5 separate regions of the Homo sapiens genome follow, and regions 1, 2, 4 and 5 are each linked to region 3. A link is a loop called in an ENCODE intact Hi-C map of the cell type or tissue named here. Cell type or tissue: dorsolateral prefrontal cortex. All regions are shown on one strand. Region 1 has its middle 12 kb from the start of ANAPC13. Region 2 overlaps RYK (receptor like tyrosine kinase). Region 3 has its middle 5.5 kb from the start of LINC02004. Region 4 has its middle 12 kb from the start of MIR4788. Region 5 overlaps RYK (receptor like tyrosine kinase).

Region 1 (5,000 bases), 170 kb after region 3:
GCCATTAGACTGTGTGCCACTTCAAGTGAGTACCACTCTGTGGGCATGGTGGAGGGGAAGAGGGGAACTGCTGGAGACTAAGATGACAGGTGGGGAGGAAGCACGGGCAGAGATGCCAAGAAGGTAGAAGAGATCATGCATGGGCAGAGGAAAACCCCTTTTGCCTTTGGGTGGTGGCAGCACGATAAAGGGGATCTGAGTCACAGGGAAGGCGTGGAATAACTGGGATGGGTCTGTACGTCAACCTCTCCCCTACTTCCTTTGGAGTCATTTGGTTGTTTTCAAATTCTCCACCCTTTGCCTGTTCCCCCCACCCACCCCCATCAAATCCGGTTTGTGTGTGGTGTGCGTGTGTTTGTATACACACACAGTTGGCTCTTGGTAAGAATAATATTAGCTGAAAACAGGAAATTGCAATTATCTGACTATTTTTGATGTATAAAAACAGCTTTTTCATATGGTTCAACCCAGTTGGTAAACTAAAATAAAAATCTAGGTGGAAATCCTTATAGTAATGAGCAGAACTAATGAAGGAATGGGGTAACCACTGGTCCCAGCTCTGTAGTTGTGTTTCTCACACCTGCAGCACTCAAGAGGCTCGATTCTGCAACAGCTGCATTGCTGTGACCAGGGTGACAGAGTGCAAGTTCATATAGTAGTTGGCTAAGAGCCAGATGAAATTTAGGCAGGGACATGCCCTGAGATTGGGTGATAACCTCACCTCAAGTTCTGTACCTCTCCTTCCTCCCATGGTCAGTGAGGCTAGTTTTCAGGAGGCAAAAAAGACAGAGGGTTCAGTTGAGCTGAGGAACCGATTTCAGCAACTGCCTAGGAGATCATTCGAGGACCTGAACCCCTGTCAGGACTCTGGCAAGCCCGGGGGTCTGACCCAGCATTCTCCCTGTCGCTCCTCCTGGCCCTGGTTGCTTTTCTGTCACCCCAAAGGCCAACACCCACAGTCCCTTGAATTCTCACTTCTAAGGTGAGGGCATTTGCTGGGTTTAGTCACTGTCCAGCATGGAACCCTGATGGATACCATAGATTCAAGGATCAGCTACCCAATTTATGGGGCCAAGTACCAAATGAAAATGTGGGTTCCTTGTTAAAAAATTATTAACACTTTCAAGACAGCAAAAGCGGAGCATTATACCAAATGCAGGCCCTTTTGAGTGCAGGCCCAGGGCAACTGCCTTGCTTGCACGCCTGAGCAGCTAGCTGGTCCAGGCTGGTTCCGGTGCAGAGGCCAGCACCATCCATCATCTGGGCCAGGAAGGCCACAAGGTATGAAGTCCCTTTAGGAGACCACCCAGCTGCCTTTTCAGGCCTGCCACTACCCAGTCTTTCCTCGAGAGCTCACTGATGGCGTATGGCACAGTGAGAGTGAGAAACTGGTGAACAAATATAACTGTGGGTAAAGCGGGGCCAAATCAAGAAAGGAAGCTTTGAAAAACAGTCTTTTCATGGAATTAACCTAAATGCCCACCAATGGCAGACTGAATAAAGAAAATGTGGTACATATACACCATGGAATGCTATGTAGCCATTAAAAAGGAGATCAGGTCCTTTGCAGGAATGTGGATGGAGCTGAAGGCCATTATCCTTAGCAAACTAACGAAGAAACAGAAAGCCAACACTGCATGTTTTCATAAGTGGGGGCTAAATAATGAGAACCAATAGGCACAAACTGGGGAAAAGCAGACACTGCGGCCTACTTGAGGGAGGAGGGTGAAGGAGGGAGGGGATCAGGAGAAATAACTACTGGGTACTAGGCTTAGTACCTGAGTGATGAAATGATCTGTATACCAAACTCCTGTGACAACAGTGTCCCTGTATTAACAAATCTGTACATGAATAAGAGTTTTTGTTTTGTTTTTTTTTTTTTTAAAAAGAAAAACAGTCTTTCTAGAGCCTAATGGATTATTCCTGGATGATGCCTAAATTATCCAAACGATTTCATGCAAAGATCTGGGAAACAGCTTAATGAAAGAGCCCCAGGCCTGACTATAAGTTGGGGACACAGGTGGGCAAAATTCCTGGTTCCAGACCTCTTTTTCTTTAACCAAAAGTTCTGAACTGCCCTCAACTTTTGGGTGCCCTCACTTTGCCCCCGACAAAGCATGAGTGGGGAGCCCACTAGGTGAGCTGCTCAGTCCAAGCCTGGCTGGCCAGAATCCCAGGAAGGCTGTGCTTTCCTCACATAACCGCTAGCTAGCACTTTGGGCAGCCCAGGTATGCAGAATCACTTTCAAGCGAAAGATCACACGTATTGAGAATCTTCAGCGTTCAGAGCTAACAATCAGCCAGTGATTCAAACTTTCTAAAAGGAATTGAGCGCCCCCTGCTGGGTATTGTAGCATTGACATTAAACTATCCTCTCAAATGCATCAAAATCTGAAACTACAGAGATTTAATCTCGTATAAAATCCAGTGACAACAGGACTCATGGTGACAACATTATATATGAGTTTGATAAAAGGTTGAATCTTTAAATGTTTCATGACTCCCATGCTCCTATTAAAAATGCTTCTAGTTCTTTATCTCAATTTTAGAAACAAGGTACACACTTTAAAGTTCTAAGTATTCTGGTAGGATTTTCTTCCCATGTCACAGAAAGTTTTACAGGAAAGGTAACATGGTCCTGGGAGAGGACATGGGTTTTGGGATCAGACAACCTAGGCTGGAATCCATTTACTATTTGAATGACTTGGAATAAGTCTTTTTTTTTTTTTTTTGACGGAGTCTCACTCTGTCGTCCAGGCTGGAGTGCAGTGGCACCGTGTCAGCTCACTACAACCTCTGTTTCCTGGGTTCACATAATTCTCCTGCCTCAGCCTCCCAAATAGCTGGGATTACAGGCGCCCACCACCATGCCCGGCTAGTTTTTTGTTTGTTTGTTTTTGTTTTTAATATATTCTTAGTAGAGACGGGGTTTCATCATGTTGGCAAGGCTGGTCTCAAACTCCTGACCTCAGGTGATCTGCCCGCCTCAGCCGCCCAAAATGCTGGGATTACAGGCGTGAGCCACCGTGTCCAGCCTGGAATAAGTCTTTCAATGTTAACTTGGAACAAATCATTTAAGTCACCATCTCCTGATCAATAAGGACAATGCTATCCACCTAAAAGGTGAATGTCAGGGCTGGAACTCATGTGTTTAAAGTGCATAGAAGTGCTTGATTAACCATCGTGTCATCGTTACGATACTATTACGATGTGAGTCTAAGTTGGGTTTCAAAGGATGAGCAGCCCCTGGACTCAGACCTTGTTTCCAGAGACTAGGGGCTGTAACTTTAGTCCTGTGTCTAGCTCAGAGATCTAACCCCTGGGTCATGAGGGCAGTGCTCACACTGGGCAAGTCTGGACAATTCCACCTCGAACAAATATTTCAAGTCCTTCTACTTTTACCTCTATCTTGCCAATCCAAACTACCATCATTTCTCACTTGAGCCAAAGCAAAGCTCTTCTAATTTTTCTTTCCACTTCTATTCTTATCTCCAAAGTGATATATACATATATATATATATTTAAATCCAATCTGATCAGGCCACTCTCTCTAGTTAGAACCTTTCAATGACTTAGAAAAACTTTTTTTAGCCAGACACCTGCCTACCCACCTTGCTTATAATGCCAGTCCTACCTCCTGGCTTTATGCAGTTAGCTCTCTCTGTAAGCAATCCTCATCTCCCAATTCTTTCCCTTATTACTACTACTCATCCTTTGGGTGTTGGGTCACAAGCTCAAGGAGGGTACAAGAGATAGCACATTTCTTTTTTTCAAAGCAAATTAAGTCCATTTGGCCTCACTCTGCTGCACTGCAAGCAGAAATTAATTCTGTGGTCCCTGGGGTGTCCTTTCCCCTTCTTAGGGTCTTGCAAGCATTTAGGACACTCATGAATGACCTGGAAAAATGGGTAAAGACCTCTACTCTTCAGTCTATCTGGGTCGTTGCTATTATCTTCACTGCCAAGTCTGAGGGGGCCCTTGTAGGAGGGGGTTCCAAGCTTGGAGGTCTTTGCCTTTTCTGGAAGACTCAGTGTTGAGGTGCAGGTTTCCTCTGGAGCACCCAACAAACCATGAAACTCTGAAGTTCACCATCTCACTGTGGTACTGAGTGGAACACAGCTTTCCACTACTCCTAAGAGGTTCCTGTCTGCAGACCCTCTTCTCTCCCACCCTCCCCTGCTTCCCAAACAAGGACTAGGGTTATTATTAAGCATGTCCGCTTCCTGATGTGCACGGGAAGCACACAGGACCTGGTTACTTCCTTGGAGATTGGAAAAAAATTCAGAGAAAAAATTAGTATTTCAAATTATGTGCTATAAAAGCTGCTAATCACAAGGTCTCCCTTGGATTATTCAATATAAATCAGATCCCCTCCAGTCACATTCTCCTATACTGCAGCAGTACTGTTGGTACCCATTCCCCCAGCTACTGTGTATTGGCTGTCAAAGGCTCACAGCTGTGAGAAGAGATTTTAGTTATTCAGTGTTTCCAGAGTTTCAACAAGGGATACGGACACAAGCAGCCGAGGCTGCTTCTTACAGAGTGTCCTCTGGAGAGGCGTGTCACCTGGCAATGCCTGGGAGGTTATGCTGTCACTGGGGGATTGTGGGAGGGGCCAAGCCAATGACTGACCAATTCATACTCAGTACAAAGGCCTAACCCCTTGCCTCAAGGTGAGAAAACTCTTGGCATCGTCATGGGCCAGAAATCCCACTGGATCAGACTGAAGCTAGACTTCAGCTCAAACCACATCTTGGCTCAGCTTCTTTCCCTGCCCTATCCTGTTTACCTTACAGGACTCTTCTGAAAGCACCTCAATAAATCACTTGCACAAGAAATCTCTGCCTCAGGCTTGGCTTCTGGGAACCCAACCTAAGTCACATCTTTTATTTTTCCTTCCTAGCATACGCCCCAAATTGAAATCATGTATTTGTATGGCTAATGGTTTAATGCCTGTCTCCCCAACTAAAGGCTCCATGAAGGGAGAGGCCACACTTACT
Region 2 (5,000 bases), 110 kb before region 3:
GTGCCTGTAGTCCCAGTTACTCGGGAGGCTGATGCAGGAGAATCGCTTGAATCTGGGAGGTGGAGTTTGCAGTGAGTCAAGATTACGCCACTGCACTCCAGCCTGGGCGATAAAGTGACAGTCCATCTCAAAAAAAAAAAAAGTATCAAATTTGGTTCAAGTTTATTTAAACACAATACATTTTGCTTCTTCTACTTCCCCAATCCCTCCCTTTCATCCAACTTCTGGGAAATCTCTAGTACTTGAAACACTACACCATATTCTCTAAATAATACAGGACACCAAGAAGATGATAGGTTCAAATAATTGTAAACCTTGTGTTCAAGATTACTGCAAAGTAATGCTGCTCAAGCATGTAGTTTTGTCTTTTCAGTGGGGAGAAACCTTGTCTCGTGGGTACATTTCGGTCTCACTGCCTTAGTTCTTATAATTTTGCAGCAGTGGAGACGTGAAACATAGAAATTCAGCATGAAGGGTGAAACCAGATAGCAGGATAGGTCTTTCAATGCCTCTCTTAGCTACAGGATCAGCAGTGCCCAATCAAGTCTCCAACTTTCCTTAATATGCAAAATCTTTTAACTGACCACTTCCCACATAATAATTCTGTATTTTCAAAAACTGGTGATTTAAAAAAATACATAATAAAGCTGAGTGCGGTGTGAAGCCTGTAGCTGCAGCTATTTGGAAGGCTGTTAGGCAGATCACTTTAGTCCAGGAGTTTGACGCCAGCCTGGGCAACATAGTGAGACCCTGTCTCTGAAACAAAACACACACACACACACACACACACACACACACACACACACACACACGGCTGCTATGTAATCTATAACATTTATATATGAATGTTTATCAATTTCAAGAGCCCATACACAAATCTGAAAAATGTAAATATATAACATCCAGGCAATGAGGACTGTAAGTCTTTATGTAGCCTTTCTATGGCTAATAATACAATATACTACTATCTGCTATTGTAACCAAACATCTGTAGAAAGTCATAGCAAAAATTAAGATAGAAATGTCCTGCAATAAACATTTGGAGAGCACTTATAATATGCAAACCATTCTGCTCAGCACAACCATAGATCTCAAGATACATGTTTGCCTAATGAAATGCCCCCCCAGCATGCCTTCCCTGAAGATGTCCATCATTTTAGGTTATCTATTAGATTGGTGCAAAAGTAATTGCAAATTGCAGTTTTTGTCATTGCTTTTAATGCTATTGCTTTTAATGACAAAAACTGCAATTACTGCACCAACCTGATACTTCTTCTTGTGATGCTGCAGTTAGCCCTGTTTCTCCAGCAACTCTGCGAAGATACTTTGCAACTCAAAGAGACTATAATAAAGATTCATTAGGCTATCATCTGGTCAGAGTGCTGGAAGAGCTTCTTTGGCTCAACGTTATTACAGAATTGATCTATATGAGTTTATAATGCAGTGGGTATAGGTCAATATAGAAAAGAGATGAAGAGCATAAACCGTGAAGTCAGAACTGCCAGTATCATCGATTACTAGCTGTACGGCCTAGGACAAACTATTTAATCCTCTGGAACCTCAAATTCCCGTGGACAGAGTGTGCATAACACTATCCTCTGATAAGATTGCTAAAACGATTACATGAAAAATAAATAAGTAAAGCATTTATTGCCTAGCCCTCAAACATATCTTTATAAATTATTGTTACTAATTTATAGTATACTACTATAGTTATATTAATTATGTGAATATTATGCATCTCCAGTCGTTAGAGCAAAAAGGGATTACAGGACTCTGTTTTACAGTTGAGTACCACTCAAAAATCAAACCAGATATCAAAGCTGTTAGAAGTCCAGACTTCAATAATGGGGAGGGAAGAGGAGCATTACCATCCTCAAAAGGGGAGGAAATAAATGGGATTAAGATAATCTACCTCACAGGATTTTTGTGAGGCTCAAATTGTATGAGATATGTGAAAGTACTTCTTAAGTATTATCTGCAACCAACATCACTGATGACTAAGTGCACAGACACAGTCTCTCCATTAACTTAACAGTAGGTGGCACTCTTGTGCTACCTCAGAATTTTTGAAAAGACTGTAGGCACACAAAGGCGTTACAGGGACATCTATGTCAATTTTTCATTCCCTCAACAGATATTAAGTGGGTCCCTAAAATAAGCAAAGCACTATGCTAAGTGGTCAGAACGAAATTTTTTTTTGAATCCAAGACTTACTGTTATGATAGAAGCAAGAAGCAATTAGGGACCTACCCCTGACATCCATTAAAGTCAACACCTACATAGCTATATCACAAGAGGTGGAAAATGAGATTAAAATGTATATTTGCTAGCACTTAATAGTTTATAGCCAGTCTAAATAAATTATCAATCTAAATAGATTATCTCATTTGATTTTCAAAAGCAAGTAAAATTATGTATGGAGATACTAACCCTGTCTTAGAATGAAGTCAGAACTTTGGGAAAGATCATAATTTTCCTTCAAAACACTGACAACAATTTGTACTTTTCTATTTTTCTCTGTAACTCCACTTCATCCATTCATTCCACAAATATTTATTAAGTATCTACTACATGTCAGGTACTGTACTGGGTGCTAGAGATACAGCAATGAATGCAACAGACAAAGACTGTGACCCCTACATTCCAGTAAGGATTTTTTTTGTTTAATATCTGTCTCATCCAACCAGACTATAAACTCCACAAAGGCAGGACAAGTGCCTGTTTATTCACCTCTCCTTCCCCAGCACTTATGCCAGTACCTGGCACAATAAGCCGCAAGTGGGCCAGAGTGAGCCCCAGTGACAGCTCAACTAACACTGAGTCAATCAATGAACAGAGAAAACCACGCTTCCCTGGGACAGAAAACATAAACCAGACAGAATGGTCATTTCTGGCACAAACTATTGTGAAAAAAGCAAAGAATGATTGGTAAAACAAAATGGTTTTTTTCCTCCCTCTATTCATTGGTTATTCAACCAAATAGTTACTGAGTATTTTACTATGTGTCAGACAGTTAGGCATTAAATATAAAATCAAAGATTTTAAAGGGAAACTCTGTCACCAGTAATGGCATGGGGGCGGTGGTGGGGATAATGGAAACTGGAAGAGAAAAATTAAGATGCTGCCAGATGACAAGTTCAAGCATCCCACAAAGGAGTAATAAACTTTCCCACAGTCACAAACTAACAGGGAAAGACTACAGTAGAGACACGCTGCAGACCAACCCCTCTGCAGGACTTCAGGGTGAATGTAAAGAGAAGCTCTGCCTATCCAGGACAGACTCATCAGGCGTAACAAAGAGACTGAAAAGATCAATTTGCAGTGTTGAGAGAGGGAAAGCCACACACATGAGCTCCAACTGCCCTGGCATGGGCATATCTCAGGCAGTGTTAATTCTCTGCCTCTAATGAGATCTGTTTATAACAAGCAGTGGCTCCTAAGTGCCTGGAATGGAAGAACACTACCATCCCTTTCTAATGAATTCCACGGAGCCATGGGCTCCATCTAACCTCACCAGACTGTGTGAGGATTAACGGAGTTCATGAATGTAAAGCACAGGGAACAGTGCCTGGCACACAGCAAGTGTTTTATACAATGACAATAGTGGATTATTAACACATAGCTATTACAACACTGAGTCCCGCCTGCTCTGCCCTGCTCCTAGAAGAGCAATCCTGAAAAAGTTATTTAATCTCTTCAAGCCTATTTCTAGGTGGCTGTGTTAAGATAATACATATAAAGTACCTGGGGTACAGTACTGGTAAACAGAAAACACTCAATAAATGGTAATCCCAGTGGCCCCTATGCAGAGAGAGAAGCAGCAGATGTCTCTTAAATGCTGTTGGATAACTGGATGTGAGCTTTCTGGTCACCACTGTTAGCTTGCCTGGCAGGTAATAAATAATTGTTAATAGGACAGGAAAGGGCAGAAGAACTTTGTCCATCACTACTAGTGAGAGGTGAAGCTGGCTGGGCTTCTGGGTCGGGTGGGGACTTGGACAACTTTTCTGTCTAGCTAAAGGATTGTAAATGCACCAAACGGCACTCTGTGTCTAGCTAAAGGTTTGTAAACGCACCAATCAGTGGTCTGTGTCTAGCTAATCAGGTAGGGGACTTTGAGAACTTTTCTGTCTAGCTAAAGGTTTGTAAACGCACCAATCAGCACTCTGTAAAAACAGACCAATCAGCACTCTGTAAAACGGACCAATCACCACTCTGTAAAATGGGCCAATCAGCTCTCTGTAAAATGGACCAATCAGCAGGATGTGGGTGGGGCCAAATAAGGGAAAAAAAGCAGGCCACCCAAGCCAGCAGCGGCAACCTGCTTGGGTCCCCTTCCACGCTGTGGAAGCTTTGTTCTTTCGCTCTTCACAATAAATCTTGCTGCTGCTCACTCTTTGGGTCCGCACTACCTTTATGAGCTGTAACACTGCGAAGGTCTGCAGCTTCACTCCTAAAGCCAGTGAGACCACGAACCCACCAGGAGGAACGAACCACTCCGGATGCACCACCTTTAAGAGCTATAACACTCACTGCGAAGGTCTGCGGCTTCACTCCTGAAGTCAGTGAGACCATGAACCCACCAGAAGGGAAGAAACTCCGGACACATCTGAACATCTGAAGGAACAAACTCCAGACACACCATCTTTAAGAACTGTAACACTCACCGCGAGAGTCCGCGGCTTCATTCTTGAAGTCAGCAAGACCAAGAACCCACCAGAAGGAACCAATTCTGGACATACTAGCATATTGCAACTTTATTAAAAACTTCATAAAATGCCATTTACTATACGTAGGGCTCTGTTTTAAGAGCTTACTGTATTTCATTAAAACCTCACAACATACCTACTAGGTGTGTATTTCTGCTTTACAGAGGAGAACTGAGACACACATAGGCTATATAACTTAATCCATGTAGCCCATAAAACTAGTAAACAGAATAGCCAGGCTTCAAACAGAGATGGTCTGGCTCTAGAGTCCGTACTCTTGACCACTAG
Region 3 (5,000 bases):
TTTTTTTTTTTTGAGTTGGAGTCTTGCTCTGTTGCCCAGGCCGGAAAGCAGTGGTGCTATCTTGGCTCACTACACCTCCGCCTCCTTAGTTCAAGCGATTCTCCTGCCTTAGCCTCCCAAGTAGCTGGGACCACATGCGTGTGCCACCACACCTGGCTAATTTTTGTATTTTTAGTAGAGACGGGGTTTTACCATGTTGGCCAGGCTAGTCTCAAACTCCTGACCCCAGGTGATCCACCTGTCTCAGTCTCCCAAAGTGCTGGGATTACAGGCGTGAGCCACTGTGCCCAGCCTCCCTAAACTTTTAAACTGTTATTTTCCTGGTACTTACTGCCGTACTTCTCAACTCTAGATGTTATCTTTTGATTTCCTATCATTGGAAGACAAAGATTCAGTGATAACACCACCACCATGTCCCTACTATCATTTTCTGCATCCTGCTATGATAGTTATGTCCCAACTTTTTGTTAAATTGTTACTATTTTTTGGATAAACATGTGAGCTCAATTCATGGTTGAGTCCAAAAGTCCATTATGATTATGTCTCCCTTTATTTTTTCCTGGAGTTAATAGTTGTTTGTTTATTTATTGATTTGTCGCTTAGTTTTTATGTACCTTCTAAACCCTCCTAATGGAAGTGAAAAACACTTTTGAATTTGGAAGAGCCCTTGTCCGTGAACTGGCTCCTTCCTTTGTTTCTCTCCTTCTTGAGGTACAAGGACAGAGCCAAGAAAGACTGATTAGAGTGTTAGGCAGACAAGAGAGTCAGGAAAAGGGTGGAATGTTTCCAGGTGCCTGACAAGGAAAAGGGAAAACAGATCCACAGGGATCTAGGGAGCTGGAGCTTTTGAAATCAGTTGTTTGACCTCAGAATGTCTCTACAGAAACAGCGTTTTCCATGGTGGGTGGTTCCCAGCTCGTCTCCTACTCCAACTCACTCCCAAGCTGAACAGCTGTACAGGACCTTTCCAGAAAAGTTGTAAGACTGGGCCGGGTGCGGAGGATCATGCCTGTAATCCCAGCACTTTGGGAAGCCAAGGCGGGCAGATTGCCTGAGATCAGGAGTTCGAGACCAGCCTGGCCAATGTGGTGAAACCCCATCTTTACTAAAAATACAAAAATTAACTGGGCGTAGTGGCATGCACCTGTAGTGCCAGCTACTCGGAAGGCTGAGGCAGGAGACTCTCTTGAACCCGGGAGGTGAATGTTGCAATGAGCGGAGATCACGCCACTGCACTCCAGCCTGGGTGACAGAATAAGACTCAAAAAAAGACTGTAGCAGTGTTGTTTTCCAAGTTTGCAAGAAAGTAGAAACATTGAAGCAGCAACAATTTTGCATTTACCTTGAATGGCAGTGCTGGAGGCAGAGGGAGTATTAATGTTTTGTGCTTGGTGGAGATAGCAGTGGGCCAAAGACAAGCCCTGCATCCCCCTAGAGGTGAATATGGGTGAGATGGACAGAAGAGAAAAAGAATCCAAGGGGGAAAGGAGATTATGAGAAAGGAGAAGCCTCAACTGGGCAGAAGCCCTTCCCTGACCTTAGTACCCAGCCTTCTCCACCCCTGATTTTGCTAACCCTGCCCAGCACATAGTAGGTGTTTAATAAGTAATATAAGTAATAGGCTCTGTGAGGTCAGGGCACTTCTCAAGGGTGTGAGGATGAATATCCACAAGTCAGAAGTCTGTAATTTAGGGGTGGTTGGGAAGCACAGCAACAAATGTTTCACGTATTTTGATCTTTCAATTCACCTGTGCAGATGCGTAAATTCTTCTGGATTGCGGAAGAACTGATTGTTCCCTAAGGGCCCTGTTTGGGGTTGGCAGATCTTGCGTACCTCTTCTGGGCCACCAGACCCTCTCTTTCTTCATCACCAAACCCAGGAAGGGCTCATATCCCGTTCTGCAGGTGTGGGTAGGAGAAAGCTGGGGGAACACCCAGGGGTTACTAGCTTTTAACAAAACCACATTTTAGTTGGCTGGAATCCTAGTCATGAGCAGGGATGATTACAGAGGGCTCACCTCACACCTTGTCCTGGCTTCAAATGGACTGAGTGGGCCCAAGCATGTTCCAGAGAGCTTAGTGGTGATGCAACTCCCGCAGGCCACCAGAGCACAGAAATCCTTACTCTGCCTGGGCCTGGCTTTGTGTGTTTTCAGTTGTTCTGTCCTGGTGGCTTTGGGGAATACAATTCTTAGTCCTCAGAACACCAGCCTACACTAACTCTGCTGTTTAACACTTGCCTCTGTTTGAATGTTTTGTGATAGTTGTTTGCTAAAGTTTGTTAACCTTGCCTTGCACATATTAGGTGATCAATAAGTAATTGTATGAATTAATAAACTCTGATCCTTTCTCAGGGTCTAGCTCTGCAATATGCCTGGAGAATAAGTGACACTGCTTCCCTGCTGTCACCACTCCTTCCCTCTGCGATGTATGCTGAGCACCTTCCAGAGCGCTCTGCATTTCCATGGGGAGGGTGCTTGTGCACACACACACAGGCTCGTACTCACTACACCTGTCCAGGACGTGTTCACTGCTCCTCCGTGTGTGTTAGCTCAGGAACAGGAGAGTTCCTGTCCACAACCTCTCACTATCTCTCCAGGTCTGTGTCTAGAAAGATGTTTCAGTTGCCTTTCAGTGTCTGCAGGCATCAACATCAAGCGTCATGACCAACATCATAGCAGAGGTCCTGCCTATGTGCTCGCCACTGTTTACTGCTTTTCATTTATCCTTTCATTTGCTTCTAGCAACAACCCTAAAAAGTAGGTCTGATTATCCGATTTTAATGCTGAAGATACTGCGACTCAGAGAAGCTAATTTGCCCAAGATCACACAGATGAGCCCAGATACCACCCCAGGTCTTTGCAACACATCGCTGTATAAATAATTACGCCATTATACTAGAGCATCAAAGCGAGTTCAGCAAATAGTAAAGGAAGGAGCCGGGGTTCTGAGGCACTACATGTTAGGGCCACCAGGGGACGCTGTTTCTCTATACTTGGACCAGGAACGCAGCCACTCCCCTGCAGACCTCAGGAATGCAGCCTGAGTGTGGCCTTGGGAACACAAGGGAGTCCCACAAATTCACACCCAGTAGGGCCCACCCCACCTTGCTTCAGCACAGTCTTCAGCCCACCCTCACCCCCACAACTTGGCAGGGGAGCATGGGGAGGCTGGCGGTTGCAGATACCAAAGTAGAAGTCTGAATTGGAACATGTGATTCTTCTGCTCTGTCAGAAATTCTTCCAGTTGTGGGGCCTGGCCGCCTGATTTTCAGGGAAATGGCTAACTGCTGGGGCGCTTCTGATAGCAGAAAGCTTTTCAGAGATGGGCTCCTGGGGTGAGAGGATCCTGGTTAGGTCAGTGGCCTCCAAATTGGGATATGTAAGATGATCTGTTGGGGGTGCAGGAAGAAAATAACAGAACCTTTATGTGAGTATTTATAATTTTAATCTAAAAATAAGAGCTGATGCGGTGGCATGGGTCTGTAGTCCCAGCTACTTGGGAAGCTGAGATGGGAGGATCGCTTGAGCCCAGGGGTTTGAGGCCAGCCTGGGCAACATAGCGACACCCTGTCTGTAAAATAAGTAAATAAATAAATGACAATGTGACTTCATTTTTTTTTTTTTTTTTTTGAGACAGTCTTACTCTGTCGCCCAGGCTGGAGTGCAGTGGTGCAATCTTGGCTCACTGCAGCCCCCACCTCCCTGGCTCAAGAGATCCTCCCACCTCAGCTTCCCAAGTAGTTGGGACTACAGGCGCCCGCCACCACGCCCAGCTAATTTTAATGTTTTATATTCAGATTGGTGCTGGCTCTGTCACTGGTTTGTATTTCAAATAGTACTGAGTCGGCAAAGTGTGTGTGGTGAACTGAGAGAAGAATGGGGGTGCCCTGACAGGAACAAGCCTCAGCACAGTTGGCTTGCTCCTGCTGGATAGGATTTCTGCTGGATATACCAAACCTAACTAGATAACACATAACTGAACCACAGTCATCCTCACGGAATTGACAAGTAACTTCTAAGGATTCCTATGAAGAGTCCAAGGTTTGATGGTAAAGCGATCAGTATCTGCATGTTCGAACCAGACGAAGATGCCTGAGCTGCCACTTCCACTTTTTGTGGGGACTCTTAGCTGCATTATGACATAAAAATGACATTCTAAACAGACCTTTTAGGGCACTCATCTCCCAAATTTAAACCTGTCAAAATTATTTGAAATTATATCTATTATCACTTACAATGAACCTTGCTGTAATAATAAAAAATCGCTGTGCCTTGATACAGTAATAGCCAGTGACAGCAGCACAGGTACATGGTATGTCAGGGGTGCAGGCCAAACCCTATTTGGGGGTGGAGGCACAGATCAAAAGACCACTGGAGTATGCCGCAGCCAACAGTTCAGCGTTCCTGTCTTTACCATTCTTAGTTTGTTTTGGGCCAAGGGCCTGAGCTGTTAGGTTTGTGAAGACTTGCTGACATTGCTTAAGGGCTAGGCATTGGAACTATGACCCTTGGGGACTTTGGTTTCAATTCCAGTTGAGGCATTTCAAGTCAGGTGGTTTTTGTTTGTTTTTGGTCTACTTTACAAGTGTCCAATTCCTGTAACAGAAAGGAGGGGAGGAAGAGAAAAGGGAGGAGGAAGGGGGTGGGAGCCTTCCACTGCGTGGTGCTCTGTGGCACTCCCTGGAGTGTCGACTTTGTGGGCATTTCCCCATCTTGCACAATGGAGGGGCCTCCCTCTAGATCCCGTTCCTTAAGTTCTTCCTTTCAGGGGCAGATTTAAAAATCTCGTGGGATTTGTCTGAATCTTGACAGAAAGATGGTTCTTATTTATTTTCTTATTCTGAGACAGGGTCTTACTCTGTGAGTGCAGTGGTACAATCACGGCTCATTGCAGCCTTGACCTCCCTGGCTCAGCGATCCACCTCAGCCTTCCAAGTAGCTGGGACCACAGGCATGTGTCACCACGCATGGCTAATTTTTTCTTTCTTTTGTAGAGAT
Region 4 (5,000 bases), 140 kb after region 3:
CTTTTCCTTTAAAGCTGAGAAAAATGACATTTCAAAAGGGTCATGTTGGGGGCAGACAACATGTTTGTTTTGAAAGGGACCACTCAGCACTCCCACTGATGATGTGGGAAAGGAAATACCTGCTCTCTGGGCTGAGGGTGTGCCATGGAGATTCCTGGAGATTGGGTGGGGTGAGGGTAGACAGCCAGATGGAGGGTGTGGGGAGAGGGCCCTGTCCTTGGAGGATGTCTGGGAGCTGGGTGGAAGCCAGTGCAACAGGGACTCTCAAGACAAGGTTGGGCCTGGGGCTGTCTCAGGATGTGCTTGGAGCAGCAGTGTGGGAGGGATTTCTGAGCATGGAAGAAGGGCACAAAGCGGGAGCCAGGTCCCCAACCTAGGACATGCAGCAATGCTCTGGTGGGGCTCGGCCACAGCCGGCAGCAGAGATGCCCTCACAAGGACATTGGGCAGAAGGGGCAGCAGTGCTGGGGCCAGCGGTGAGCAGGGAGACTGGAAGCATGTCTGCGGCCTTGCTTCAGAGCCCATGTGGGATGGCACCTGGGAACCCCCAGAAACATCTGGAGAGCGGACCAACAGAGAGCCCAGAGTCTCTGCATTGGGAAGGCAGGGACTCACAGTGCTTGGCCCACAGCTCACTGAGGCACCACACAGAACAAGGCAAAGGCTGATTACGAGAGCAAAATATGTAGCACCCAGTGTCCACAGGTGTGTTTACAGAACTGCTGCTGTGATTATCGTCATTGTTAATGAGCTATCATAGGAATGTTTTCATGAACTGTGGCCCAATTTACGTCGAACTTTTTGTTGACTTCTGCTTGGTTACCAGAGTGCCACTGTCCAGGCCTTTCCCTAACATTTGTGGGGCCTACATCAAGAATGCAAATAGAGGCCCACATACTTTAACATCATAAATTCAGCCCACAACCAACTTCAGGAGCAATGCGAATTATTTAATTTGAAAATCTTCCTCACTCCATATACAACTATTATGAACACAGCACTATATAATGAAAGCCTCTGGAGGCACACACTGGAACATGAAGAGAAGTTAGGAAACGAGTGCTCAGCATGACTGGGAAAGTATATTCTGTTAATGTCATGCCAGGCCACCTATTGCATTCATGCTGACAGGAAGGACTGGGCAAGTTAATTTGTCTTTTCTTGATCTAAGCACTTCCAACTCCAACTACGCACGCTGTTCCTCTCCAATGTTACAACATCACAGCATTCAGACAGTTGGTTTTGTTTTGAGGACACAGAGCAAAAGCTCCAGAGATGAGTTTTCCTGGTCCGTAACTGGTGCTAATTGAGAAAATGAATGTAAGGTTTTGTGTTTATAATATGTGGAGTGCTTGAAAGCATGGGGCCCTTCTTGCTGGGTCAGCATTGTTTTATTTCATCTAATTTTAGCTTTGGACCTTAGAAATAGACATTTCAGTTGAGTGTACTCCTCAGTGCATGACACAATATAATCTTCGGTGTGTCCAAGGGCCTCTTAACATCAGACATAAACTTCAGGTTGAGTTTTTCAAGAGATGAAGGGAACTATCACGTTAAGCTAAATGAATTGCTAAGATGATGATTCTCCTCTATTTTGAGAAATACAACTTAAAATGAATTTAAGATAGTTCAGCTTAACTCTTGAATTTTCAATCAAAAACAATTTTGAGGTTTTTCCTCAATATCAGTTAATAACCTATCAAGGATCAGAAGGACCAACCCCATTGGACATCAATAAATATTTATAGAGGTGAGTGTTTGGATTTCATGGGAGGAGGATACAGGGAAGCAAAGAAGGGGTGCCAAGCTTGCAGGCTGGCTGCCTATATGTGAGAAACAGGGGGTACAGCTTGTCTTATGTCCCCATCACTGGCTTATCCACTGTGGCCTTCCCCAGCAGTCAGCCACTTCTCTTCCTCCTGGCCGGGATTCTCTGAGTTAGGCTTGCTGGCCTTCCAATCTCTGTGTTTCCTGCCCCCTGCTGTCCATTCAGCTGGCACTGCTGGAGCCTCAACAATGTTTCTGGTGTCTCTTCCAACCCCAGGGGCCTGCCTGTGCTCTGTTGTGCCTATGCCTTTATCTCACCCCTACTGTACCCCCTGGAGCCAAAGGCTGTGCTTATAGAGACACTCACCTTGGTTATCAATCATGGAATGGAACACTGGGAGTGAGCACACCCGCATAAGCCTGCCATGTTGGCAGCCAGTGGAAGGTGCCACTCAGTTCTCCCTCCGAGGGAACCTTGTGATGAGAGTGTAGTGAGCTGATGGCCACCAGCTGCGGCACCTTCAGGGTCTGTTGCTGTGTTTGAGCAGAGGCCACACTCTCCTGGGCAGCAATGGCCAATGACTGTGCACAGCAGAGGCACTAGGGCCTTGACAATTTCTGTGCAATGCAGGATTTCTCTAATGAGTGATCTTGGTTCTAGAGCTCCCTCTTGGGCTGGCTGAGATTTTCCGGGGGCTGTACTGCTCTGAGGCTCTCCGTACCCACACACACCTCCTTCCTTCCCCATCTCCTTTTGCAAGGATCAGGACTGCATTGCAGTTTGAAGGCTCTTTCTGCCTCCTCCTGCTCCTTCTTCCCTTTCAATCTTCACAGTCATTTCCCCTAATAAATCTCTTTGCATTTCTAACTCCATCCTGCCATCTGCTTCCCGGAGGACCTGAATTGACCCAACTTGTGAGGCAGTCTGTGTTAGAAGAGCCATGTGTGGCTTTTCAATTGCTGGCAGAGAGGGAAAGAGTGGTTTGAGGGTAGGGTGGATCAGCAGTGGCCCGTCCAGAGCCACTTCCCTGTAAGAGCACTGCTTGAGCAGGAAGTGAAATGGGGCAAAGTGTAATGGGGCCCCTTGCTTGCTATATTCCCCTAGGTCTGCCCCCTTTTCTGTAAAGAATATAGACAGCCTGGGATCAAGTCTGGTGCTCATCTGCTCCTTTGGCCGTTATTCACCCCCAAGCTCCACTGCTTTTACAGGATCTTGCAACAGGTGGAGTGCAACTGGGAAGACACTGGCAGTGAGGCCCTGTTTTCATTTGGCTGAATTTCCTACACTGAATTCATATCTGTTGCTACTTATTTGTGCAAATATCTTGTCAATGTCTATCTTCACCCTCAGAATATAAGCCCCATGATTAGGGGAACCCTGACTGTCCTATTCAGAGTTGATTCCCTAGAACCAAAATGTTGTCTAAAACATAACAGGTACTCAAAAATATTGCTTGATGAATAAATGAGTGGGTGAATGCAGGGTAGACCATATTCTTATTCTTCCAGCAGCTTTAAAAACAAACCAAGAATTATATTTTGGTTTGTTCCAACAGTTGGGATGCTGATTATCCCAACAGTTGAGTATTCTAGCCAAAAAATATATGTCCCACATATATTTTTGTAAATGTAATGGGCACATTCCCTGTGGTTCCTGTTTTAGAGCTGTCATCTTGTCTTCAAGATCATTTTCTTTTTTCCCCATGTGAAACCTGTTTCCACATCCCCTGCACCCAGACTTCCCCCAGGAGGCTAAAGCCAGCCCTATCTGTGTTGGGTAACTTATTTAGGGTGTCTGAGATTACTCCTAACTCCAGGAAAGCCTGTGAGATGACATTCCAAAGAGCACTCCCCCACTGTCTTCTTTCATATAAATAATTACAGGCTCTTCTTCCCAAGGTTCTGAAAAAACTTCCCCATGGGCCAGAGTCCCTTGGAAAGTGGTCCAAGCCCACTGTCAGCGAGGTACAGTCACACATAAAAACCGTCCTCTGTCACTTTTTACACGCATGGGGCAAGCCCACAAGTAACCATTTGTCAATACTGAGAAGAAAAACAATGGTCAAGCTCAAGAGTTAAGTCCATTCAAGACTTGCTGGGTGATATGGTTTAGGTTTATGTACCCACCCAAATCTCATGTTGAATTGTAATCCCCAGTGTTGGAGGAGGGACCTGGTAGGAGGTGTTTGGATCATGGGGCGGATTTCCCCCTTGCTGTTCTTATTACAGTGAGTGAGTTCTCACGAGATCTCATTGTTTGAAAGTGTGTAGCACTTCCCACTTCACTCTGTCTCTTTTGCCAGCCATGTGAAGATGTGCTGGCTTCCCTTTTGCCTTCGGCCATGATTGTAAGTTTCCTGAGGCCTCCCCAGAAGCAGAAGCCTGTACAGCCCACAGAACCTTAAGCCAATTAAACTTTTCTTTATAAATTACCTGGTCTCAGGTATGTCTTTATAGTAGTGCAAGAAGGCACCAACACACTGGGCTTTCACAGAGTGGGGGAGGGAGGACTTTTCTACTCTTATGTCTTCACCAAGGAACAAAACAGAAACTGTTTGCTGAAAAGGCAGTAAGCTGGGATGGTTATTGCTGAGCCATGGCTCCTTTGAAAAATAGGGTTAGTTGGCTCATGTGGAATGTATTATATGTGCTCACAGAGGGGGCTGGGCTCTGGATAAAGTCCTGTGTTTCCTTCCCACCTGGTTACCTCAGGACACTGAGACAACTAAAGGGCAAGTTACCAGACCAGGGATGAGTCCTTTCAGCAAAAGAGTCTCTCTATCTGAGTCTCACTCACTTGTGTACTCTGTCTGTCTTCCAGAAAACATTATATAGAAGGAAAGTTCTCCAAGATCAAGGCAGGAAATAGTATATTCATTCAACAAACACTCATGACATGTGTTCCATGTGCCAGGAATTGCTCTAAGAGCTGAGGATGCAGCAGTAAAAAAACACATGACCCCTGTTCTTGTAGAGCTTGTGCTTTAATGTAGAGGAAAGACAAGGAAATAAACTAGCAGCAAATAAAAGGAAAAAGCAATTTCTGATAGTAATGAGTTCCAGGAAGACAATAAGACAAGATAATGTGATGGAGAGGATGGGTTCTCTTTGACTTGAGACATGGGTTAGTGAGGGGTTTGCTAATTTGGATTGGTAGTCAGGAAGTAGTGCAAGAAGGCACTAACTTCTTGCACTTCTTCACCAAACAGGTGCCATTTGAGTTAATACCTGAA
Region 5 (5,000 bases), 95 kb before region 3:
AGTTTCACAACACTATTGTGGCTGATACTTTCAATTTTTAAAAATATCCATTTCTTACAAATACCACAACTTCAAGAGCCTAAGAAGTTAGCTCAAAAGCAGTTAAATTGGTGTAAATAATACACTTATTCATTTACTCAGACTGTACTGAGTGCCTATCCTGCACCATACTCTATGCTATGCATCAAGGGAATTGCTAGATATGTAATCAGTGCAAAAACAGTTAAATATAAGGTTCTAAGGGGTAGGAAGAATAGAAGTTAACAAATGAAAGAAGAGAAGGTGGCAGAAAAAAGACAGTGCAGATCTTGAGTCTTGCAGAATGAGTAGGATGAATAGAAAGGAGTTCACGAGCAGAAAGAGGAAAAGATGATCCCAAATACTGAGACCAGCACATGCAAAGGCTTGAAGATCAGAACTGCATGTAGTCTGGAACTGCTACAACTCTGGGGCAAGTGCAGCAACAAGGCTAGACAGGCAGGCAGGGGCAGATGGTAAAGGATCCAGGACACAAGGTGGTGAGTCTGGAATGTTCAGTTGATGGGAGTGGAGAGCACTGATGGGCTTCACGTCACAGGGTCAAACATGACCGTGCAAAGATCATCTGGGCCACAGGGTGAAATGTGGTGCCTAATCAAAGGGAAACAAGATCAGGCACAGGGACTCATGTGGAGGTAAGTACCAGCAATGCAGAAAAAGAGACAGGGAGGGCGGAGCACAGAGAGTTCCAGAAGGACAGAAAAGAGAGAATGGTTTAAGAACACAGTGCAAATATTTACAAAAATTACTTTTCACAGTACTCATACATCTTATGCCTATCAAGTAATACACACTACACATCAGTAAACTTCTGTTTTGGGGCCATAGGGGATGCAGTTGAAAAAGTATGTTAACTCTGTCTTTGAAGACTCTTACTTACCTGATAAAGTGCGTGGAACTTCCCCCTGAACAGAAATGTTGACCTGGGGCATATCCATTGCCAAAACATTGTCCACTTGGAATCCCAGCTTATATTCAACCTGTAAAATAGACAAAAATAAACAAAATGGACCTGTGATAACAAGAAGGATACTATCAGCTTGACTTCATTAATTGGCTCATTAATCAATGGATGAGCCTTTCATATGTACAAATAATCTAGCTATAAAAAAATGCAAATTGTCAGAAACAGTCCTAAGAATTTTCAATTGGATAAAAATTCAACCAAGTAAGCCACCCTCTATTTTAAGTCCACAACAGGACCACCACTCTTCCATAAAACCTGCCATCTAGGGTCAGAAATCCTGCTGAGAACTATGCAGCACTGACAGAGAGGCCATGGAGAGCCAGATATGAAGAACCAAAGCGGTGAGATATGTAACTGACAGACCATAAATAGCTACCAATGCCTTCTCTGGTTGATAAATGAAAGCCAAGCTCGGAGGGCCTCCTTGTGGCTGGTGGAGGAAGGTCTGCTCTGCAGACCCACTCACACAATAAGCAGATTCCAAGGTAGATTTCTCATAGAATATCTAAGTCACATCCTCTAGTCTTGCTCTCACCAAAAAGAAAGTTCATGTTTAGATCCCCATTTGACCTCTGGATCTACTTCTTAAGTGATTCAGAATCCAGAAGGGAAGACAGGCAACCCATGAGATGTCTCTAAAACACCAATGTTATCTATCAATACTTGGCCTACCCAATGTGGCTTAACAGAACCAATCAGCATCAATAATTAAGGCTCTGTTGCTATGGAGAGTTCATGAAAGAAGCAGCTCAAACTGCAAAGCAATAGCTGAAATTCAGAATGGCTGCCAGCATCAAGACTTTCAATGAAGCCCTACAGTTCACATCACTCTCTGCCCTGCCCACAGGTTCTTGATAACTATGGTATCCCTCTCTCATTCAGTGGTCACAAAAGGTATCATTGGTGGCAGACTGAGATTTGCAGAGCCACGAGGCAGCAGGTTGGGAAAAGAGTGAGAAGAAAGATGTTCGATAAACCATTCTTCAAGAAACTTAACTAGAAGAATGGGAGACAGATGGTGAAGTGGGGGGTGTTCCAAAGCTTTTCTTTGTTTTTAGATGAGATATTCAAATATGTATATATGCTAGTGAAAAAAGCTAACGAAATGGTACATAATAAAGATGAAAGAAAAGAGGGAAAGAGTATCATCCCAGATATAAGGGAAGGGATGGCCCTTACGCTTGGGCTAAGGTGGAAGGCGTTGTTACCCATGAATAAGAAGGGCTCAGTCCAGAATTTGATTCCCCTTGGGGTTTCTCCTTTCACACTCTATTTAAAGTGTCTTAGCTAAACACTGTAGGGGTATGCAAACATTAAACTCTTCCTTTGCAGTTAAGATAGGTACGTAAACAACTGTTAAAGGCTGTGTTTGATAAGTGCCACATTCCCAACAAAGGAAATGTTCTTGCTGCAGCACATCAGTGACTTCGAGGTACCTTGGCTAGGAAGTGTTCACATTCACCTTAGCATATCACAATACCATTGCTGCCACCAGGGGGTGCTAGAGAGCCACAGCCAAGCAAGTTTGGGCAGGGAATGAGCAAGCTCTCCAGCAATACATCAAAGAATGCATTATACATCCCTACACCGATGCTATCTCTGAACAGGACCATACATGAAGGGTAGGTGCACAAAAGAAATCAGCACCGCCAGCAAGAACTGGGTTTGGAACCATGAGACCATGTGACTCTTAGGTAAATTTGTAACTTCTCTGAGTTTCCATATTTTGTAAAATAAGGGTAATACATGTTATGAGGATCAAATAAGATCATTAATGCAATACATACTGTTAGCCTGGCACAAGTCTCCTCTGACATCAGCAGCATCAGCAGTCATTCCAGAACAGCTACCTTATTGCCATGCTGCACTTCTCCATAATCATCAGCCCACTGCTGGCCCCAGGGATTCTGACACAAACCCTCCTGGGTCTGTCAAGAACACTGTTGCAGGCCTTCTGTTTTTTCCCCATTCTGAGAACCTCCCTATTCAGAACAGCCTCCTACACTCTCTGCCTCTTCACAAATGTCTTCCCACCTTCTCCCACAACCTGGCTTTCCTCAGAAGTCATCTGTTCCCCTTCCTATCATTCAGTTCCTACAACACCTGACCCTCAGGGCCTAGACAGTAGGGTCGGCACTCTTTAGGATCACTAGGTCCTTCCCAGACATCCCTTCCTCATGCCCTCATGCAAATCCCCTCTACTTTGAAGTTTATAACTTCTTTTTTTGAGACCGAGTCTCACTCTGTCACCCAGGCTGGAGTGCAGTGGCGTGATATCGGCTCGCTGCAACCTCCACCTCCTGGGTTCAAGCGATTCTCCTGCCTCAGCCTCCCGAGTAGCTGGTGGGACTACAGGCACACGCCACTATGCCCAGCTAATTTTTGTATTTTTAGTAGAGACGAGATTTCACCATGTTGGCCAGGATGGTCTCGAACTCCTGGCCCCAAGTGATCCACCTGTCTTGGCCTCCCACATTGCTGAGATTACAGGTGTGAGCCACCGCGCCCGGCCGAAGCTCACAGCTTCTACTCATAATGGCTACTTCTCATGCCATCAACACCAATAAGCCACACAGGACTTGCAGAGGCCTTGGTCTCCTGCCATGTTCTCCCTGGCTTCAATATTCAGTATTCAATATCCTGACACGCTAAAGAATTACTTCACTACCAAAACAAATGCAAAAATGCCATTCTATCAAAGATCCCATCACCACCTCTGATTCCTACAAAACTAGTTCTCTGATTCCATCACTCCAAGTCAGCCAACATTTATGAGGCACATTTATGAGCCAGGTGCTGTGTTCATAGCAGGATGCAGCAGCCAGTTAAAGCCACTTCCCTTCTCTCCAGTATAGCCGTGAACACCTAGTTTCATGTTCTCCACAGCCCAAGCCCTAAAGAAGGCAACATTACTGACAGTCATATTGGCACCTTCAGCTGGTTGACTCCTTCCAAACCCTCAAAGGGCAGCTCTAGCATCCTGACCACCCCTTCTTACTCTACTCCTGCTGCTCAGCACTGCTGAAGGAAATCCATCCTACAGAAAAGGAGCTCTTACACAACAATGACCTCCAGTCTCAGGGGAGGCCCTTAGTTCTACTCAGCAATCCCTTCCTCACTGACCCTCTTTTCCCTCGTCTTATTCCAACCTTACAGGCCTTCCCCACCTCCTCACACTCAATGTTTTTGTCCCTTTCCACTAGTACAGAGGAACCCCATTTCTGCCTTTCTTTTCAACACCCCGGCAGATCTATTAGAGCATCTATTCTTTTCATTCTAGTCCCAAGGAAAGGTCCATTTTCCTCTCCAAATGTAAATCCTTCAATCCTAGTACACTAGGGTTCTAGCCCATTTCACCACTGATGGGATATCTTAATCGTCAATTTCTCTCACTCTCTTTTACCTTCAATCCCTCTCAAGTGTCCAATTACCTACTAGGCAATTCTATCTAATTATCCTACAGCCTTCCAACTTAACAAATTCAAAGCCACACTTACTATTTCCCCAGAAACTTGCTGTCTCCTTTATTCTAGGTCTCAGTTATCACAAGGAGAGAAGGAGCAGACCAGAGACCAGAACCCCAAAGTAAGCAGAGAGGGCCTGGCAAAGGGGTCCAGGGCCATAACTGCAGTTAAAAAAGCAGCTAAGACTGGCGCCTGAGCATCTCAGTGTGGCAAGGTGAAAAGGAGGAGAGAAGGGAAGGAAATGAGGCTGTGAGTGTAGCTGGCCAATGAGGGCACAGGGAGAGGTGCAAAGGGCTGAGGAGGAGATTTGAGAAGGCAGCCCCTTTGGTCCTATCAGCAGCTTAGAGGAATATGAAGCATGAAACTGTGGAAGCCTCCTTGCTGGCTCCTTTTTTGAGGAACTGTCTAAAAATGGGAGGCATTCACAAGGTAGTTCTCTTTTCCCTCTGCAGTCTTTAAGATATAAATTTTAAAACTGCAGTTTCTGGGATTAGAGAAGAAATTGCCAATTATTGAAGTCCAATTTTCTC

Evidence for each region. Peaks named below come from ENCODE experiments on the same cell type or tissue, not always from the same donor. Only the 100,000 strongest peaks of a DNase experiment are listed, where the experiment ranks them.
Region 1: it touches region 3 in a loop (7-fold over the local background); 109 of 110 quality-filtered maps call a loop at or near these places.
Region 2: it touches region 3 in a loop (4-fold over the local background); 22 of 110 quality-filtered maps call a loop at or near these places.
Region 4: it touches region 3 in a loop (5-fold over the local background); 18 of 110 quality-filtered maps call a loop at or near these places.
Region 5: a loop joins it to region 3, with 5 times the contacts of the local background. A loop is called at or near these places in 104 of 110 quality-filtered maps.

The regions. Positions count from the first base shown.
Region 1 is chr3:134,471,791-134,476,790 of GRCh38, forward strand. No RefSeq gene overlaps it. Among named protein-coding and RNA genes, the nearest start is that of ANAPC13, 12 kb to the right of the region's middle. In dorsolateral prefrontal cortex, a CTCF peak has its summit at 2,351 (motif pointing left); a DNase peak (open chromatin) is centred at 2,311.
Region 2 is chr3:134,195,817-134,200,816 of GRCh38, forward strand. All of the region lies in intron 6 of RYK (receptor like tyrosine kinase), which reads right to left. Among named protein-coding and RNA genes, the nearest start is that of RYK, 53 kb to the right of the region's middle. In dorsolateral prefrontal cortex, CTCF peaks have their summits at 2,038 (motif pointing right) and 2,242; no DNase peak of the experiment used is centred here.
Region 3 is chr3:134,305,584-134,310,583 of GRCh38, forward strand. No RefSeq gene overlaps it. Among named protein-coding and RNA genes, the nearest start is that of LINC02004, 5.5 kb to the right of the region's middle. RefSeq lists a silencer at 2,884-3,178. In dorsolateral prefrontal cortex, CTCF peaks have their summits at 2,959 (motif pointing right) and 3,176; DNase peaks (open chromatin) are centred at 2,998 and 3,524; H3K4me3 peaks cover 559 bases; H3K27ac peaks cover 2,374 bases.
Region 4 is chr3:134,447,486-134,452,485 of GRCh38, forward strand. No RefSeq gene overlaps it. Among named protein-coding and RNA genes, the nearest start is that of MIR4788, 12 kb to the left of the region's middle. In dorsolateral prefrontal cortex, CTCF peaks have their summits at 1,980 (motif pointing left) and 2,180; a DNase peak (open chromatin) is centred at 1,976; H3K27ac peaks cover 1,226 bases.
Region 5 is chr3:134,210,589-134,215,588 of GRCh38, forward strand. It overlaps RYK (receptor like tyrosine kinase), which reads right to left. Exons shown (of 15, transcript NM_002958.4): 3 at 920-1,019. Among named protein-coding and RNA genes, the nearest start is that of RYK, 38 kb to the right of the region's middle. In dorsolateral prefrontal cortex, CTCF peaks have their summits at 1,443 (motif pointing left), 2,507 (motif pointing right) and 2,723; DNase peaks (open chromatin) are centred at 1,419 and 2,503; H3K27ac peaks cover 387 bases.